2 separate regions of the Homo sapiens genome follow, and region 1 is linked to region 2. A link is a loop called in an ENCODE intact Hi-C map of the cell type or tissue named here. Cell type or tissue: PC-3. All regions are shown on one strand. Each heading gives the region's core, and the rest is flanking DNA. Links, peaks and the distances in the headings are about the cores only.

Region 1 (8,000 bases), core at 1-8,000, 270 kb before region 2:
TATTTTTTGGAGGGGTGAGTATGGATAGGTGAGGTAATTTTCTAGGCAGAGCAAACACATTATAAATATATTTTAAATATTTGACCAATACGAAAACCATCTTCATTCTTCTCCCCACCTTTACTTTATGGACTGTTTCCATACCTTCCATTTATGGCCATCTTAGTTTGAGTGGCATGGGTTAGTATAAAATCCCCTAGTGGTTTCCTAACTGCAATTCTTGTCTTTTTTAGATTAAGCTTACACATTTACTTATATCACAGCTTTAGCTGAAAAGCTTCAAAATCTCCCTCAAGTTCATCAAATGATCCAAATGAGGAGGAACGTACAAAGGCCCCTTTTAATCAGGCTCTTATCTGCTAGGTAAACCTAATAAGTTCTGCTCCATTTCTTAAATGTCGACATACCTCCCATTTATGTTTTAGCCCCTGCCACTTTTTGCACTTAGAGTTCCTCTCAATGCTTCCAATCAAAATCCTTCATTTTTCAAAGACCAGTTCAAAGAGCACACTTGCTGAGGTCCTGTGATGAAGGTAATGTCTCTGTCTTCTAAGCCGTTCTAGTCCTCCTACTACACCTATCACACACTGTCTAACATGAGTTATTTGAGTACATCTCTTATTTGTATTGATGGTTTCAATCTATGTTTGGAGAAATAAAAGGAGCAAGGAAGGAATAAACATGCAGATTAGAGTTGAGAAACATTGATGGATATCAGAGTTAATCTCTCATGTTGTTTCTGTCCTCTCAAAGTCAATGACCTGTGCATACAAAGGGTAAAGTGAACCTTGAAAAGGGGGAAATAAAATCCCCAGTTTTAAGACAGTACTAGCAGTCCTGAGGACTTGAACTTCAAGCCATTAGATTACACTGAGGTGTGCTGAGCCAACTCACCTAACTGCAGTCAAGAGCTCTCAGGATGTGTGAAGACAGGCTAGAAGGTTTGAGAATGCATAAATGTGTCACAAAATGTATGAAAGGAACGTGAGATAGATTCTGCAATCCATCATCTTGCTTTCTGTTTACTTCTAGTAAATTTCTAGAGTGGACATTAACAGGATGATTTGTCAGCTCTTACGAAAGAAAAAGGTGGTTAGCAGGTACTAGTGCAGATCACTAAGACCAAATTAAGTCATGATAATCTTATTTCCTTTTCCCTGGCCTGAGATGAGAAGATTGTATGAGTTTTATGAAGGTATATAATAAGAACTCTGAGATGTTTTTGTACCTCCCAGAAGGTGGTTTCTAGCAGTAAGCATTACAACTCTCTCTTGACTTTGTTAAATTAGATGCATGCATAAATAAAACCTGTAAATAGTCCATGAGGCCAACATTGTTGTAAATAAACTGAAGTTTAAAGCAGACTTAGTAGGTTGACATAACTAGAACCCATAATATTCCCACATGCAAGTTAAGTCTAAGAAGTTGTACTTTAAGGAGGATTAAAAGAAGATCCTGATTTACATAAAAGTTAAAAGGATATAAAAGAAAGACATGATTTAACAGTGCATTTGTGAAAAAGACTTGGGCATCAATATAAACCAACCTGATGAGGAATCTAATATTAAGTTGTATTAGAAGAAAACATAGTATTTAGAATAAAAAAGGTGGTGATCCTGGTTTTCATGGCAGTGATGAAACTTGAAATATTGTGTTTAATTCTTGGAGACAGATTAGGAAGGATACAGACAAGCAGGACCGATTGCAAGGAGAGCAATGAAGACATTAAAAAACATCCACAAAAAAGTCCGGAAGAATGATGGTTAGCTTTGGAAAGATAAGACTACAACAGGCTTGACAATTGTTTTTGAAAACTTAAAAATGGTCATGTAAAAAAGAATTACGCCTAATTGTGAGCATGATCAGGGATATGCATTCTGTTCTTTAAGAAATGCTGCTATCATCTAATTTTTTTTTTTCAATGGAGTGGGGGCAAATAAAAGTAAAGTGACTTTCCACGCATAGCAGATCCAATATGCTCAAATGTCACCCAAAGGAGTAGAGTTAAAGCCATGGCTGGAAGTTCATGAGCATCAATCCTGACTCAGTATATTGAAGAGTATTTTAGAAGTAAAAGCTGTACCAAACATGGGATTAGTCTTCTTGTCATTCATTCATAAACTTTTTATTTCTTTAGAGATGAGGTCTTGCTATGTTGCCCAGGGTGGACTCAAATTCCTGGGCTCAACTGATCCTCTCTCCTCAACCTCCAGAGTAGCTAGGACTACAGGCATGGGTCACTGTGCCCTGCCGAGAATTCACAAACATTTCTTGAGTGAAGACTCTTTGTTATGCATGGTGCTAGATTGTGAGTAGTGGACACTTTTTCTTCTGAGGCAGTCTTATATCAACACTTTATGCTGACTTTGTAAGAATATTCATGTTTTAAGAAGATACACAAAAACTATTTATTTAGCATTTATGGGTTTCAGTGATCAGCTGGCATTTTCTTTTCCTCAGAATTTAAAATATCTTCTGTAGGCTAACCAAAATATCACTGGGTAACTACCTACATTTCCTTTGAATTGGCAGTTGGGAGCACTGGTATCACTTCCTCTACCAAACTGTACAGAACTACTGTTATGTACCAAAGACCATAAATCACAGAGTTGCTGGGATTGTGAAAAAAATATTGAGACTGGCTGTCTCATCTTACAAATAAGGAAACCAAAGTCCAAGTGGGGCAAGTACTACCTGTAATGACATATCCAAAATGAGAGCACAGGTCCACTGAATCGTCCTTAGTACTCTATCCAATGCTCCACTATCTGCCCATAATATCCCACAGGTTACTATGTGTCGACACAAAGATAGACTAGGATTGACCTGAACAAACAGCCACAGTTATGTTAAACAAGCACCGTTTCCACCTCTCATAAGCTGTGTCTGATTTGCCATAAATCTCAAGCCAAATACGTCCAGTGAGTTGTACATTTATCATGTTAAGATGAAGGCTCTACTGGTGATAGATTTACTAAAAATATTCCAATCTTGTAATCTAAAGGACTTCAGCCTCAGGTGATATGGGGCCAGCAGCCAACATTGGAAAGACCACATCATGAAGTGAGGCTATACCGCCCTCTAGGGAGAGATGCTTGAAAAACCAGGGTCGACGCCTAAGTAAGGGGGTCACAGATTAGGTTTAAGTGGTTAAAATTTTATGTCTTCACAAAAAGTTTCCAACTACAGAAGAGTATTTAATTTTTCGCTAAGATGTAATATTCTACCTACCAAGAAAATCAATCACTGAATCAAAATATTAAAAAATAGGTGATATTAAGTTCTATAACAGTAAAACCTTAAGAAGGGAAGCTCTCTGAACATTAAAATACTCAGCCGAATTTCTAAATTAGTAAGACTTCAAAAAAGAAGACCATAATATCCACTATGTCCACTTATTAGCTTCAATCAAATAAGAGATTACTTTTGCAATTATTCTTCATGCAAAAAGATCTGTTAATCTCCCTGAGTGTCTCCCTACAAATCTCATTTCACCTGGGTGGCTCTTGGCAAGGTTAGCAGAATGTCGTCTGCAGAGAAGAAATGCAGAAATGCAGTTGAAGGGAACAATGACAAAGGCAAGCCCTAAGGCAAAAAAAAAAAAAGAAAGAAAAAAGAAAACAACAACAAAAACATGAAAACTGTATTCAGAGTTTGCTTACAAAGAGAAAACTCTCCAAAGCAATGAACTGAAACTGGCCACTGGAAAGACTTGTTTATAGATGTTCATTTTGACTCAATAGTACGCTGGAGTCCTACTCTTTATTTAATGATATGGTCAAGTCATGCAGGCTGATGTGGATGTGATCAGAGAGACTAACAAGAGTCTTTGTGTTGCCCTCCTGCATAGTTGAGGGATTAGATTTCTTTAAGAGTTGTACTGGTTAACCGTTAACTGAGTAACAAACTGCCCCAAACACTCAGGGGCATAGAAAAAAATGCAGCCATTTTTTCATGTGGCTAAGGAGCCTAAAGGTTGTCTGGGCAGTTCTTCTGGCATTGGCTGGGGCTTTACTCATGCATCTGCAGTCAGCTGCAGGTCCACTAGGCAGTTCTGAGGGTGTGTGGGGCCTTGGCTAGAATAACCAGGTAGATTCAGCTCTTTTCCTTAAATCTCATCTGCCAGCAACCAAGCCAGGCATTTTCCTATGGCAATGGCAGAGGATCAAGAGAGGAAGAAGAGGCAGTCAAGAACCTTTTAAGCCTTGCTGTGTTTAGTTTATTAGTGTCTCATGGGCCAAAGCAAATTTTAACAAGAAGCCTAAACTCAGTGTGGGAGGGCACCCCCAAAGGGCCTGGATAGAGAGAAGTATGAAGAACTGGGGAGGTGAATGCAATTAATTTGCCAGGCCAGGGGACAGAATCTTATATTGTCCCCTAGACAACCTAGAGGAAAATATAAAATTCTGTCTCCTGGCCTGGTAAACTGATACCTTAGAGGCATTTGCTTTGTGTGTATCTTAGATAAAATGCCTCCAAGGTATCAGTCACTGGTACCCTAGCTGACATCAGTTTCTTTTAGAAGAGCAGACTTTGAGAAAGGGAAGGGACACTGGGAAAGGGAACGTAAGATCAGTTCAGGCACTTCATCTTTTGATTCAAATAAGACAGTTCATACAATTTTGGGGGTTAACATTATTACAGAATGAATTAGAGTTGGGAATATAGATTAAAAGTTGAAAAAGAAATACAGAAAAGCAAATCAAAATTTTTTTTCAAAGACAGACATCAACTAATGCAGAATGAGAAACAAGATAAATCCTGCAAAACTTTTCCAAGGAAGCATTCAGCCTCTATCAAATGGGTCAGCTAAGAAGCTAAACGGCACAGCAAGGACATACTGATCCCATCATCTTCATGGTTCTAAATCAAACCAAACGTAGGTAAAAGGCCTGATATCTTCTCAGCTGATGAGTCAAATACTTCGAAGGGAAAATATAGTAAAATATTTCAAGGTTTGGAAGACAGCTTGGCTGTGACACATTCTGACTCACAACAAGTCATGAGTTTTCTGACAAAGCAAAAGTAGTGATGGAAAATATTGATATGATATCTATCATAGCATATGTATATAGTCAAAGTTCTTTCACAGCAAGCAAGTGTTGCCAAATGATCAGTTCAAAGAAGATTTCACGCCAATGAAGATGATTACAAAAAGGAAAAAGAGGCAATGTCGCAGTAGTTGCCAGAAAGGACTTACGGCTTTTCAGGTAGGTAGATAAGTCACAGGTACAAAGAAAAAATGAGATAGAAGCACATATTTGCCACACAAATAAACCTGCTAGAAGTATTCATGCTGGAAGTTTCAGCTTCCTAAAGTGACTCTTTCCATAGCCAGAGAGAAAAGAGGTTGCAAGATCAAGTTACTTTAAAGAAGAAATGAAATTCAAATTAAATTAACTCTTAGAGTGTTGAATATTGACATCAATGCCACCAGCCAATGTGAAGGTAAAGAGAGGCCTGCAGTTATGACTTCAGGACATACATGGCTTTCTTATAAAATGTTTATGTTGGCAGTTTTACTGCAAATAATACCTTCGAAACTGAAATGCATCTATTTAATCCTGATTTTTAAACAGTAAAGACTCTGAACTTTAGCAAAGAAAATCAACCAAGTCAAGTCCAGAGTTGGGTGCAGTTGAATGAAAGGAAGACGTTGGGGCTTGCAGGGACATCTGGCTTCCAGCAGGGAGGCCACGTCAATATGCAAATTGCCACAGGCATTATAAAATGGCACCCAAAATGTTAGGCTCTGCAAGAACGGTCTAGCTGCCCTTAGCTACAGCGTAAGCCGAAGTACCCAGAGTCAAAACGACCTGAGCTGCTCTGTGGGACATGCCCCAACGAGAACATCATCAGGGCAAGCTCAATGCACATACGCAACTGAATTAAAAACGAGCTCACATGTACTGTCGGGAAGAAGAAAAATAAGCCTTCTAAATTCATTCAGCAGAGAGTAGGACTTGAAAATGGCTTTGCCCAATATTATTATTATCAATAATAATTCAGTATTATGCATATCATGTCTCCAGATTTCTCAGAATGAGGCCCCACTCATTCAGAATTTGAAATCCATAAGCAGGGTGAAAATATTTCCTCTGGCTATGCTAAGGGAAACTTGAGGCCCAGACACTTAGACTTGCCATCAGTTCCACTGAGTTGGTAGCTTAACGGCTCTTTGCTCAGAGGTTTTAACCTCTGCTCTGGACCAGACTGAAATGAACAGTAATCGCATATGCTCCTTTCACACGAACCAAAAGCTGAACGTACCCTGAATTACCTCTTTGTTAAATAAGGAGGTTTAAAAAGCATTTGCAGGCATGCATGTCAATTAGGGACAATACATCAATCATCCAGAGCATGCTTCCAAGTTCATTTTATTTCAGTAATAATTTTGTACTAAATTCCATCCGCCTCTACTTTACTTTCAAAATAGGATGAAGACAATTCCCAAATTCTTTAATATACTTGTATAGTGCTTGCTTTTTCAGTTTTATAACCAGCTTTTAAAAAATTGTAGTGCCAATAGAAATTGGCTTCTCCATCAGATAGTCCAAAAGAGATTATTAACATATAGCTCCCTAGAGTTAGCAAGGCATTTACAAGTTGCAAAGCATTTATCTCATTTGATGCACATAACTCATAATAATAATAATGGTTAACAATTATGTTGTATAATAGATACAATCCTAAACATTACTTGCTGTTTAAACAAACTAATCTTTACAAAAACTATAAAATAGGTATGATTTTTATTCCCATTTGTACAAAAAAGAAAATTAAAGCCCAGGAAGGTCCTATTAGTTGTTTAATGCCACAGAGGCTAATATTCATAAGCCTTAGTTCCATATTAAAACATTTAGTTTTAGCTTATGTATTAAATAATTGAGCTTCTATTAGATTACCACTTCGCTATGATGGCAGGGTGTTACTATACTTTTAAAGAAGTCTTTTCCAGAGTGCTTTGTTATTTCCCTGTAATCAGGACCAAATTCCTCTTTTGAACATTAATTTAACTGGGTACTTTTCTTAGTATTCATTTTCCTCATATTTCCTGGAACTTTAGTCTGCAGATTAATCTTGAGTCAGATTAATCAGTGAGTCCTGATTAGTCCTTTGAGTTAGTTCACATCAGGGAGATTGCACAAATCATTTCTTTGTTAAAATCAAACCACATTCCCTTTTACTGCCAGTTAGTATATAAAATTTTCAGTACCCTATAGGAAAGTAATCACTTACCTATTGGATGACAAGCATCATCAAAATCTCCTGACTATAAAGGTCCCTGATCACTCAAAAGTACATCCACTGGTGCTTGTATAGTTAAGTGTGCAGCTGTGAAATGTACGTCAAGGTTCACAGTATCCGAAAGTACTATGTCTCAGAAATGGCTCCACAAGTTTAGTTAAATCCCATTTATTAACTGGTGTTTCTCTTAACTGCTAAGATCATGAGCAGAAAGTTCATGATTCTGAAGTGAATGAAATGATGTAGGTCAGATCACTCCAACCAAAGTGAAGTGGAGAGCTGAGGCATGTTAATCAACCAACCAACCTAGATTCTCGCATTCCCTAGATAATAACCTCTCAGGGCTTCCTGTGCTCAGTGTGGGGCAATGTACTCTATCTGCACTTGACTTTACTTAAGAACAGGCTTGAGTGAAGGCATCCTACATGTGCAGTGCTTACTGCCAGTTTTTGAAACAGGTATTTACAATTCCTTTTGGTTCTCTTCAGTTCAACCACCAGCTCTGCAAGGCTATTGGCAGTGTCATAGAATTGACACAGAAAATCCATCATGGGCTCTGGGGTGTGCGTGTGTGTGTGTGTGAGTGACAGAGAGAGAAGGAGGCAATAGTAAGTGACAAAAAGTAGATAAGTAACTCAAGAAATATAGGGCTTTCCAAGCATTTAAGAGCCTTTCATATTTTTATTCTATCTCTTTCCTGTGTCCTTTAGTAAACTGCTACTTAGACCACAGCCATGATTTAGAAATTCAAA
Region 2 (12,197 bases), core at 2,412-10,411:
GGATTAGTTTTAAATCTTAGACAATCTGATTAATTAAAAAAATTAGTTATTCCTTTAATGTTCATTTCCTTGAAACCTGTGAGGCAAAATAAATTTACCTTTGACAATGTTTCTTCTTTTATGATTTGTCTCTGCACAACCCACCTTTTTTGTGAATGTCTGTCTTGGGTTCACCCGAAGCTGTTATGAGGCTAGGATATGAAAATAAGCAGTTAATTTGGTTGCTAATCCTGACAAACGCTGGTAGGAGAATGGGGAAATGAAACGAGGACAGAAGAAATCCCCTAAGTGTGCATTTTGAACAGATTGTCAGCACAGACAGGTGAACTTTAATCCCATTACAGAACTGAGAAATTCAGAGTTATCCCATCTGCAGGACTAGAGAGCTGGGCTCATTACTTACTCTTGTTATTCCTTGGCTGGGGGTTGCAAGAAGAGGTGACTTTTACCAGATGAAATGGAGAAAGCCCTTGGGCAAAGAGATGCAGGTGCTGGCCTTTGGAATTGTTCAAATTTCACTGAAATGGTTTTGGCTGAGAGGATAAGGTAAAATGCCGAGGTTTCTCTTACAAGATAATTTAGTTTTTCCCTCATCAATGAGTGAAATCATTTTAACTTCAAGTTTATTTACTGTCATTATTTTTCCTACCAATGAACTTTTTAGTTTCCACCTGGTTATTCCTTTTTTTTAAACATATACATATATATAGATGAGTTCTCACTATGTTGCCTAGGCTGGTTTTGAACTCCTGAGCTCAAGTGATCCTCCTGCCTCGGCCTCCCAAAATGCTAGGATTACAGGTATGAGCCATCAGGCCTGGCCTGTTAATTTCTTTATGAATTTTAATGGAACATTTTGAAATAATGCATTCTTTTTCTCTCATATTTTGTTCATTACATTTAACAACTTCCTTCTTGAAAAGACCTGTTGAATATTTATGTTTTAAGTTAGTTTTTTTAATATTCAGTTTTATAATTTACCTATAATTGATATGGTAGAGGTATGGTTACCTTTTATTTTCAAAATACTCAGACAACTAAGACAAAACATTTTATAATAATATATTTCTTCTATATTGTTTTGAGATAATTTTTAACCTATATATTTTTTAAATGTTTATATAAATGATAGAATGCCTTCTTCCATAATAACTTTTTTTCCAATTGTTTTCTATCATTGCCTACATTTTTCTTCATGCCTCAAGTTCTAGGTAAAATTTAGAATGATTTTGTTAATATAAAGTATCATTGAGATTTTGCTAGACATTGCTCACCCCAATATTAGACTCACACAATAATTTAGCGAGAACTCCCATCTTTTTATTTCTTCTTTTCATCTCCATAGAATCATATCTTTCTTTATGACATCAGTAAAGCTTTTCTTCTGTAGTGTCTTTCTAGGCTTTTTCATATCATATTTTCGTAAATAGAATCTTTTGGGGCTTAAGGCGAGAGGTAAAATATTTTGTGAGATGCCGTGGAAAAAGATAGGGTGAAGGAGAGCCTGGTGTTTCTCTTGGATAATGGTCCATGGTGTTGTGAACAGGAGTGGTGAAAACAGAAATGGAAGGAGCTGTTGCCTTGGGTAATTCTGAGACAAAGACCCACAGCCAGGTATGTTTTTGTTCTAGTGACAGCATGCAACTGAGAGAGAGTGGGGAGGGTCTGTGCATCCCCAATCCTGGCTGACCTCTCTGCAACGCGGGCTCCTGGGAGTTAACATCTAGAAGATCTGTTGCCCTGAGGGACAGAGTCTGTGGCCAGGAAATAAGTCATGATGTGGAGTGGTGCCTTCAAGGGGCTACAAGAGGGGTGGCAGTAGTATTGGATGCAGAAGTTAAGAGAAAGTACTAAAGCAACAAGGTTGGAAGGTTAAGAGCAGTTATTATTAGCTGGGGAGGTTCTGTACTATAACATGAACAATTATTTTTTACTGGGTTTTGGACGAACAGTATTTATCATGTCCTGAAAGGGTGCTTATTCCAAAACAGCTTAGGAACTTTTAATCTAAGGGCAGCTCTCTGGGTAGACATAATAAGATAATGGCCTTCATGCTGACATTTGAGGGGTATTTTAATTTTTTAATTTTTTATTTTTTAGAGATTGGAGTCTCACTGTGCTGCCCAGGCTGGCCTCCAACTCCTGGGTTCAAACAATCCTCCCTCCTGAGCCTCCCAAGTGGCTGAGATTACAGGCATGTGTCATGCACCTGGCTCGAGGGGTATTTTAAAATTTTCTGCCAGTGCCAATAGAAGTTGTCTACTTTCCCCTTCCCTACTCAGGAATTTCCTGTCATTCTACTTATAGAAAAGAAACAGGAGAAGAATAATCACAATCAAGTTAGTAGCATCACAATCAAATAAAAATTAAAGCCAGTTAATAAAAATTAATATAAGCTAATGAATGAATATCTTCCAAAGAGAAGGACATTCAGTGAGATGCTGTACAATGCAGCAAATATTTCTTGCATGCCTGTTGGGTATTAAGCATTCGTCTAGGAATGGTCTGATTTTTTTTAACTCTCTTTCAAAAAAGAAATAAGCATTTTTCCTTTCATCATGGGTCATCACAGGTAATGCAAAATAAATTTCTCTGTACAATATCCCTTAGCAACTCCCTAGCAACATTCAAATGAGCAAGCTTTTACCAACGGGGTTCACAGGACAAAATTTTAAGAAAAAGTAGCCTTTTTTTGCCACTAAATCTTTAATTTTAAATGTTTTACAAGAGAAATAATGTTTCATATGAAGGTTTAAATTATTAATTATCAAGTGCTCCTTTCCATATTAACATCTAGCATAATATTGTGAACAATAAAAGTCTGTTGAATAGAATCTTATTAAATATAGTAAGTCTGGGAAAATCTGGAAGAAACATTACTCTTCTTCTCTTGAGGTTCATGATGTCATTTTCTCTCCTTTTCCTCATAGATGACACTTATCTAATTTCTAATTGTTCCATCTAATTAATTGGAGATTTGACTGCCTGAATAGATTCTTGCCCTCTACCTAGGAAAATTTAATGTTCTTGTTTATAAATCATCTACTACAATAGCTTGGAACTCCATTTACATGGTTTTCTCTCTGTGCTTCAGCTTCAGGCTTTAAAAACTAATGAAATAACTAATTAATTAACTAATCTAATGAAACAAAAACATCCTGAAACTTTTCCTCATTTTCTATGTCACTAATATTAAATGTCCACATTTTAGACTCTGACGATGGCCTCCTCTTCTTCTAAAATTACTAATGCTCATGCTATGGATTGCATGTCTATATCCCTCCACAAATTCATGTTAAAATCCTAACCCTCAATGTGACGATATTAAGAGATGAGGCTTCCTAACTAAGGTGGAGCCCTCATAGATGAGATTTGTGCCCTTATATAAAAGAGACCCCAGAGAGCTCTTTCGTTCTCTTTCCGCCATGCAAAGATACAAAGAGAAGGTGGCAACGCAGAAGAGGGCCCACACCAGAACCTGACCATACTGGCACCCTGATCTTGGACTTTCTAGGTGGCAGAGCCATGAGAAATATATTTCTGTTGTTTATAAGGCCTCCAGTCTTGCACCCTGCACTGACCAAGACAGCTCATATTCTATCTTTTAATCCAGTGGTGTGGCAGTAGACTGGCTCTCTGAAAAAAATAAGGCCCCAGTTTGTGGTGCTTGCTGATTTCCAAGGCACAGATATTCCCAACAATGCTTTTTTCAAGCTACCCACATGAGGTCATTTAAACAGTTGAAAAGAGAAGTGCACAATCAACTCTTGCTAGTTTCCTAGGCTATGGCCTGCCTCTCTACTCCTCTCTCCATTTTCTCTGTCTGAAAGTGCCTGTATATGGCTTTCCTCTTCTGTCTTCCAGTCTGGAACTCTGGTGTGAGGACATGAGTTTACTCCCTTAGAATCTCTATCACCAACCTTCGATCCTTTCCATCTAATAATACCTCTTTCTGGTATCAATACAACAATCTACCATTTGACTCAAATTGGATTTCTGGGAGGACTGTGAACCAGGACTCAGCTGGGTGGATTGGAAATTGATAGATTCTACTTGCCATTGGGCCCTCAACACTACTGATCCAGGCAGGGTTTACTCTATTGATTCTTCATTTACTGAGCACTGAAAACCTCAATTTCTCTCCTCAGACCACTATCCTGTCCCTCTACCACCATGAATGCTGAAAACCTTGGCATTAGTATAGGCAAGAAAATGGAGATCTTTGGGAAGTAAATCAACCAATCTCGTAACCTGACCTCCCTCAAATTTCTTCCTCACACACCTTTGTCTACTTTGTAATCTCCAACTGCAGAAGGTATTTTTCATCCTGAATGAAGCCAATTCCTTCACCTCTGCTCATTTCCCTGGCACTCGCATCTCTCGGGAACCTCCTTCACCAGTGGACTCCTCTCCATAGCCATAACTGCTCCCTCCAGATTAAATCTCTTCCTTCAGTCATTAAACGTTCTCTGGCCACTTCGGCTCCAAAAAATTGCGACCTCTTTTAAGGTGACGTCTTCTTTTGCTATTGTCACATCTTTCTCTCATTTAAGATCCCAGATAGAGTCACCTACTCATGGCAGATCCTTTTCCTTTCTGGTTTATTTGGCTTTCTTCCATTCTTAATTTTTCATTTTCTCCTCACATTTACTCATAACCCCTCATACACGCACACTCACACACACCCCTCACTCATACCCATTGACCTACTACCCACACTCACGTTAATTATACTCACTTAACCACCAACAATGTCCCATGTTCAACATTTATAGTGCTTATCTAATCTGTGTCTCTCTGCCAAATATGATCATTAATTCCTGGCTTCATGAAGTGCGCAACTTCTATGATGTCTACGAAATGTTACATCTTTTTACCTCCTTTCTCCCTTCTGTGGTCCTTTTCCTCTATATATTTATCTAGTTTTAAATAAATGATCACATTGGCAAATGCCTGTGGCTTTATTATAATACATTTCTGAGCAACATGATTCATTTATATGGTTTTAACTAGACGTTTTTAATCAGAATGAACTCCAAATATATATTTCCACCCCTTATCTTTTCTGCTTTTTACCTAAATTCTACACGAGAATCTCTACCGTAAAGGAAAAACACAACACTGAATTCATCTTTGGTCTTCCCAGAGTTTCTCGCCTTTCTGTATTTGGTGTCTCACTGGAAGGAACTACTGTTTGACGAGGGAAAAAGATTTGAAGTTGCCTTTGAGTCCTTTCTCTCCCCTTAATAGTCCCATGCCCAGTCAATCACCAACCTCTAGATATCTGTGGAATCTAAACACTTCTCCCCCTTATTTAGACCTGCATCATTTTCGCTAGAGTTATTGCAAAGATTCCTCACTCTTTCTGTTTCCTCCTCAAATCCTGCCTCCACACTATCTCCAGGGTGTTCTAGCTGACTCTGCATGGCCTACATGGTGAAGCTCAAGCTTTGATCAGATCAAAAGGGCTCCCTCTGGGAGCAGTGGCTCACACTGTAATCCCAGCACTTTGGGAGGCCCGGGTGGGCAGATCACCTGAGGTCAGGAGTTCGAGATCAGCCTGGCCAACATGATGAAAATTCATCTCTACTAAAAATACAAAATTTAGCTGGGCATCGTGGCTGGCATCTGTAACCCGCTACTCAGGAGGCTGAGGCAGGAGAATCGCTTGAACCTGGGAGGCGAATGTTGCAGTGAGCCGTGACTGCATCACTGCACTCCAGCCTGGACAACAAGAAGAAGACTCTGTCTAAAAAAAAAAAAAGGAAAAGAAAAATACAAAAATAGAGGGGCTCCCACTTACCTGGTTTCTTTTCCCCTACCACCCCTTATGTCAAATGCAGTGTGCCAGCGACCCTGAACTTCATACCAACCCTGGTTCACATCATGCTTATTCTCATCTCTTTATATTTGTGCAAACTGTTCCCTCTGCCTGGACTCTCTCACCCTTTGTTCATTTCGTTAGCTTTCCATACCAAAATTTAGACAAAAAACTCTCCAGAAAGCTCACCTGGATACTCCCATTCCCTGTGGGTATGCTGGGCTTCCTCTGTCCTGGGAGCATGTGTCTATTACACCACTCATTGGTCAGCTTTAAATTCCTTTATCTATCTGCCTTATAGAATCAAGCTCTTCTACAGCAATCAGGGTGTTGTATTAATAATGAAGTGCGGGCTGGGCACAGTGGCTTAAGCCTGTAATCCCAGCACTATGGAAGCCTGAGGCAGGTGGATCACCTGAGGTCAGGAGTTCGAGACCAGCCTGGCCAACATGGTGAAACCCCATCCCTACTAAAAATACAAAAAAATCAGCTGGGTGTGGTGGAGCGCACCTGTAATCCCAGCTACTCAGGAGGCTGAGGCAGGAGAATCACTTGAACCTGGGAGGCAGAAGTTGCAGTGAGCCAAGATCGTGCCATTGCACTTCAGCCTGGGCAACAAGAGCGAAACTCCATCTCAGAAAAAATAAAATAATGAAGTGTGTCTGACACAGATCTTGGCACACAGCTGGCCCTCACTAAATGTTGGTTGTATTTTACATCAGGCAATTGAAATGTGATAAATGTCACTAAACTCTCTCCAGGATCAGCACAGAATGCTTGAGGAATGTTGCACAATTAATAATGGTTAGATGAGTAAAAGCATAATTCCTGTGGCTTCTAATATGTCAAAGAGGAAGGAAAGAAGGAAGAAAGGGAAGGAAGGAAGGAAGGAAGAACAGTAAGCAATGAGCTTTCTAATTGATTTTCTCTTTAAACTAGAGATAAGTGTAGAGTGAGGGTCAAGATCAGGGTGAACTTGAAGGAGAAGAGAAGAAGATGCTGAGGACTAATTCTGACACCATTTTGCCCAAGGCTGGTCTTAGACTTGACCCGTTAATTGCCAAATGCTCTAAGCAATGATGTGCTGCCAATAATCACAGTGAGGCCTAGGCAAGGAACTGATGCTGTTTCTTCGATCAGCCAGCAGAGGGGACAATAGAGCAAAGGCATTGATAACCTTACACAAATTTAGGAAATGTTGCTTCCTTTCCCACCACCTTCTGTTTCTCCAAGCTGAGGCTACCTCTGGGGAATTTCTATTATTGATTGCGTGCTGTTTACTACCTTACCATCATTTATCCATGGCAGCCCATGGCAATATTGCTGCTTTTTGTCAAAATGGAAAGAAAAATGGATGGGTTTTCATTGATGAGGCTAAGAACTCATTGTTTAATCATGCATTAAGCTCAGTATAAAGTCAACAATGAGTGGAATGCATAAAAGTTTATTTTGAAAACATTTTTTGCCTAATTTTCAATGACAATGAAAATATGCAGATACTGCAAGCTCTTGCAGTTCCCCCACCCATCAACTCTGCCTTTGCTGGTGCATGAGTCAACTAGCTTCTTAAATCACTGCATGCTTTTAGTGTCATTTCCAGTTGGCAGCACTGCAAACAACTGAGTTGTCAGAGGAGATAGATCCATGCGTAATATCATTTGCAAATGATTTATTTCTTAAAGTGCATAAAAATGCATTTTGAGCTCCTATGGTTGTTATTCCCACAGTAAACAATGGAGTAAAGAGAACTCTTAATTTGTTCACAGTGTGAGGGGTGTCAAGGGGAAGACAGGTTATGTTTAACATCTTTTGCATTATCAATTGACTAATAGGGTCACTGGGGAAAAAAAGCCACTTGAATTAAGTGCCTGGAAATAACCTTACTGTGAAGATATGGTGCCGAAGATGAGAAGCCAAAATCCAGATGAAACTAATCTCTCTCCATTTCCCATGTTTCCCCTAAATGCTCTTTTGTTTTGTTTTGCTTTGTTAAAGTGGCATTACCCCAGGCAGCTTAACCAGAGCTAGATACAGGTCTTTTAAGGCAGTTCATACAGAAAAGGGGAGAGGTCATTCAAGAAGAATGAACAAAGGATTTCCTACTAATGATTTCCAATTAGACCCTGTTGGCATTTTGGGTAAGGCCGTTCTTAACTGAGAGAAGCTGTGTCTTACATTTCAGGGCAGTTAGCACCATAGCTTCCCTCCCTAAGATACTAGGAGCATGCAACAGTTATCGTGAAAATCAACTGCATGATTTTCGTAGATGGCCTCCATCTAAGTGATGCCAATTGGAAATATCTCACTGTGTGTTTTCACCATGGAAGTTTGTTATCTCAGAATGTTCATTTAATACCATCGACAAACATGGGGATAATAGACTTACAGAGATGTAAGGACTTGAAATAACATATGCAAAGAGATGAGACATCACACAATAGGGATTTTATAAATAGTACTTATTAATATTATTGCGAGGAAATGTGCAAGTTATAACAATGAATGAGAATGGACTCCTTACTCTTATAGAACTATTTAGTGGAGAAAACATACATGCAGACATGCCCCAAATAATAATACAAGTCAGCACAGTTGTTAGGCATATTAGAGTCTGAACAGAGCTGAGTACAAATTGCTTTTGGGCTGCCTAGCTTCCGATGTTAAATGAGTACCCATTCTCTGGTGGAGTAAAGGTATGGTTTTAATCCTCTCTGTGAATCAGCTGTATGGTTTCCACCCAGATTTTGAGGTGGGAGGAGAAAATGTATAGATGAGTCTATTTTATTTTATTTTATATACATTTGAGACAGGGTCTCCCTCTGTCTCCTAGGCTGGAGTGCAGTGATGCAATCTTGGCTCACTGCAGCCTTCACCTCCTGGGCTTAGGTGATCCCCTTCAGCCCCTGGAGTAGCTCAGACTACAGGCAAATGCCACCATGCATGGCTAATTTTTGTATTTTTTCTACAGACGGGGTTTTGCCATGTTGCCTAGGCTAGTCTGGAACTCCTGAGCTCAAGTGATCTGCCTGCCTTGGCCTCCCAAAGTGCTGGGATTAGAGGCGTGAGCCACCATGCCTGCCTCATGAGCCTATTTTAAATTCCAGCCTGGGATATGGCCCCTAGGTAAATGTAGCCAGGAGAGAAACTTCAAAACTTCAAAAGTTTCAGGAAATTGATGTTAAATTTTTGTTTTACTCTCCATTATGAGGAATTTTTTAACTTCAATTGAAACAGAATTTGACTTTGTTGCACTTCAAATCCTTATGGATATTCCCCTTCAATTTCTAGCTAGTCCCAAATGTTTTATGTGCTAGTGTTTATAACCAAATTTGATTCCCAGACTCATGTGTTCCCTTAGATTATCTAATAGCCATTTCACACCCTTTCTGTTTTTTTCTGCATGGATTTATGTATGATTATGACTCCTATTTCTATTGCTATTTGTAATGTATTTTAGTTTTTGAAAATTCCTATACGTAAATCCATTCATTCAGTGCTTCACATGTTTACATTTGGCTGAATGCATGTCACCAGAAGCTAGGATATTTACTTATAGCTTGGAAGAACTGGAATGTCTGGTAATAAGGTCATGTGGATAAAAGTTATACATTTAACAAAAAAAGAAATAAGAAAGTATATGTTGGTGAAATTTTCAATTGAGTATAAATATGTCTTTTTCTAGGGTCAATTGAGTTTCTGAGCATTTTGAAAACTGAGACTACTTTTTAATTACTTTCAAATTAAGGAACATTCAATACTACAGCACCTTTTGTGAAGTAAATTAAAACCATTTTCTGAGATACATAGTCTGGATTTCCTCCTACTCCTGTTGCTAGGAGGAAGAAAAAGAGAACAAGAAAGATAGTAAATAATTCAACCTTAAATTCTATGTAATATACCACCCTTCTGCCTTATCTTAGGCTAAATTAGCATATTTCAAATATTCTAAACAATGAAATGAAAAAATAAGGGACGGGATTTCAGAGAACTCCAACTTAATGATGCAGCAGTCAACCAGCTGTTACCAACAGTTTCTTTCCAGAATGAAGTACTGATTTGACAGTGATTGGTTACCCCACAGAGACTGTCTTGGTATCAAGAAATCCAAATAAGCTGATCACAGTGAAATCTGATCTCTCAGGGACCACTTCTGTCTGCAAATGAAGGGGAGCCATTTGACCAGCTATTAGGATCTGGGGCTTTGGACTCTGACAGCACTGGGTTCAAATCCCTATTACCAATGAGTAATTGTCTGAAAGCAGACTTCTTAACCTTCTTCACCTGTGTGTTTTGCTGTCTAAGAATGGTGCCCTTTTCACTGAGCTCAGTGGATCCCTCACATTCTTCTCATCAGAGAGTTCTGGGCAAAAACTTGGAGGCCCAACTTTAAAGTTGAATAATAACTGCAACAGTGAGGTATCCCTTATTTGTGACCTGTGGAACTTTTACTCGACCCCGCCTTCTGTTCCTATGATAACAACCACAACCATGGCAACAATAACACTGATATGGACAGGAGACAGGGAGACATTGGGTAGGAGAGGGCAGTTCCTTGGCAAAGGCCCCACTCTCAAGCGTGGAAATCCACAGCCTGGAAACCCACAGCCCTCAGTGAGAAAAAGTGTTTCTGTTTTTGTACCCAAAAAGTTGCCTTTTGGTACACTACACTTCCCTATCCTGTACCCATATAAACCCTGAACCCTGGGCTCCAAAAGGAGATGAGCAAGCAGAACAACGGCAGAATGGCAGAGCAGAAAAGAAGAGAAGAAGCATCTGAATGTCAAGAGGAGCACAGCTGGGGACAATCAGAGAGATCAGCTGCTGGACCGCCAAACCCTAGGGGAAGATCATTTTCCCACTCTGTCCCCCTTCCAGCTCCCCATTCATCCTGCTGAGAGCTACCTCCACCACTCAATAAAACCCTGCATTCATTCTTCAAGTCCCTGTGTGACCTGGTTCTTCCTGGTTGCTGGACAAGGAACTGGGTCCCAAGGGGGTCCACTGAGCCGTCTAACACTTAAACCACCTGCAGGTGGCAAGGCTAAAAGAACACATTCTAACATGTGCCCACTTGGGCTTTGGGAGTTGAAGACACCCAACCCAACCCCATGGCTACCATGGGGCCAGAGCCCCCAAAACACTAGCCCTGGCTCCTGCACCTGTCCATCTGTGTGCCCCTACTCTCTTAAGGGGTTTGAGCATGGCAGCTGAACAAATGAGCTACACCCATGTCACATGTCCTGCAAGGGGGGGTCAGGGAACTCTCCTGTTTCAGCACTGTGCACCAGACATGGTGTAAGTTCTTTGGATATACCAACTCATTCATTTCTTACTATAACCCCAGGAAGTCAATAACTTCATATTATACCACACTTATTAGAAGTTTCTAAACATATTTCTACATTTTTTCAGAGAGGAATAAAGGGGACTGAATGCTTGATTTTGAAATCTGATAGCAATAAAAAAACTAAATTCTGCCAAAATAATGTTTAGTTGAAAAGAATGAATCGGAAACTCCAAAATGCCCAACAAAAGCATAACAGTTTCTTTTTTTTCATAGTGGGGATAAAAGAGGAAAACAAAGATGGTATAAAAATGGCAGGTATCTCTCACAACCTGGCATATATGGCTGGTGTAGACAACCCTACCTGCTCCACCTCACAGACATGTTGGCTAAAATACAGTAACAGCAACAATAAATCTACATTTGTATGTAATATCAACTTAAACTATGTGTAACATCATCTTATATACCTCATATCTCAAATATTATACTGTCTTGTATAATTTTTAATCTATATCTACTATCTATTTCTAGATCTATATTTCATATTTAGATATTCATTACATTGTTCTTCACACTGATTGGGTGTTTTAAATGTTTTGTAATAAATTAAAACAAAGGAAAAATATATTGGTAACTTTTCTGAACACTTAATCAAATGGTATATTAAAATTTAAGAAATGAACAGAGAGATCTGGTGGTGACCTGGCAACTGATATTGTTTGGTTATGTGTCCCCACCCAAATCTCATCTTGTAGCTCCTATAATTCCCATATGTTGTGGGAGGGACCTGTTGGCAGATGGTTGAATTGTGGCGGCAGGCCTTTCCCATGATGGTCTTGTGATAGTGAATAAGTCTCATGAGATCTGATGTTTTTAAAAACAGGAGTTTCCGGCTGGGTGTGGTGGCTCATGCCTGTAATCCCAGCACTTTGGGAGACTGAGGTGGGTGGATCACCTGAGGTCAGGAGTTCAAAACCAGCCTGGCCGACATGGTGAAACACCATCTCTACTGAAAATATAAAAATTAGCTGGGCGTGGTGGTGTGTGCCTGTAATCCCAGGTACTTGGGATGCTGAGGCAGGAGAATCG

Evidence for each region. Peaks named below come from ENCODE experiments on the same cell type or tissue, not always from the same donor. Only the 100,000 strongest peaks of a DNase experiment are listed, where the experiment ranks them.
Region 1: a loop joins it to region 2, with 2.8 times the contacts of the local background. A loop is called at or near these places in 4 of 110 quality-filtered maps.

The regions. Positions count from the first base shown.
Region 1 is chr2:225,006,047-225,014,046 of GRCh38, forward strand. All of the region lies in intron 1 of DOCK10 (dedicator of cytokinesis 10), which reads right to left. MIR4439 (microRNA 4439) reads right to left here and starts at 4,494; the gene lies at 4,415-4,494. In PC-3, for the core only: CTCF peaks have their summits at 3,080 and 3,280; DNase peaks (open chromatin) are centred at 3,895 and 4,965; H3K4me3 peaks cover 1,636 bases; H3K27ac peaks cover 2,855 bases.
Region 2 is chr2:225,276,091-225,288,287 of GRCh38, forward strand. No RefSeq gene overlaps it. Among named protein-coding and RNA genes, the nearest start is that of NYAP2, 120 kb to the right of the region's middle. In PC-3, for the core only: CTCF peaks have their summits at 6,979 (motif pointing right) and 7,179; a DNase peak (open chromatin) is centred at 7,391.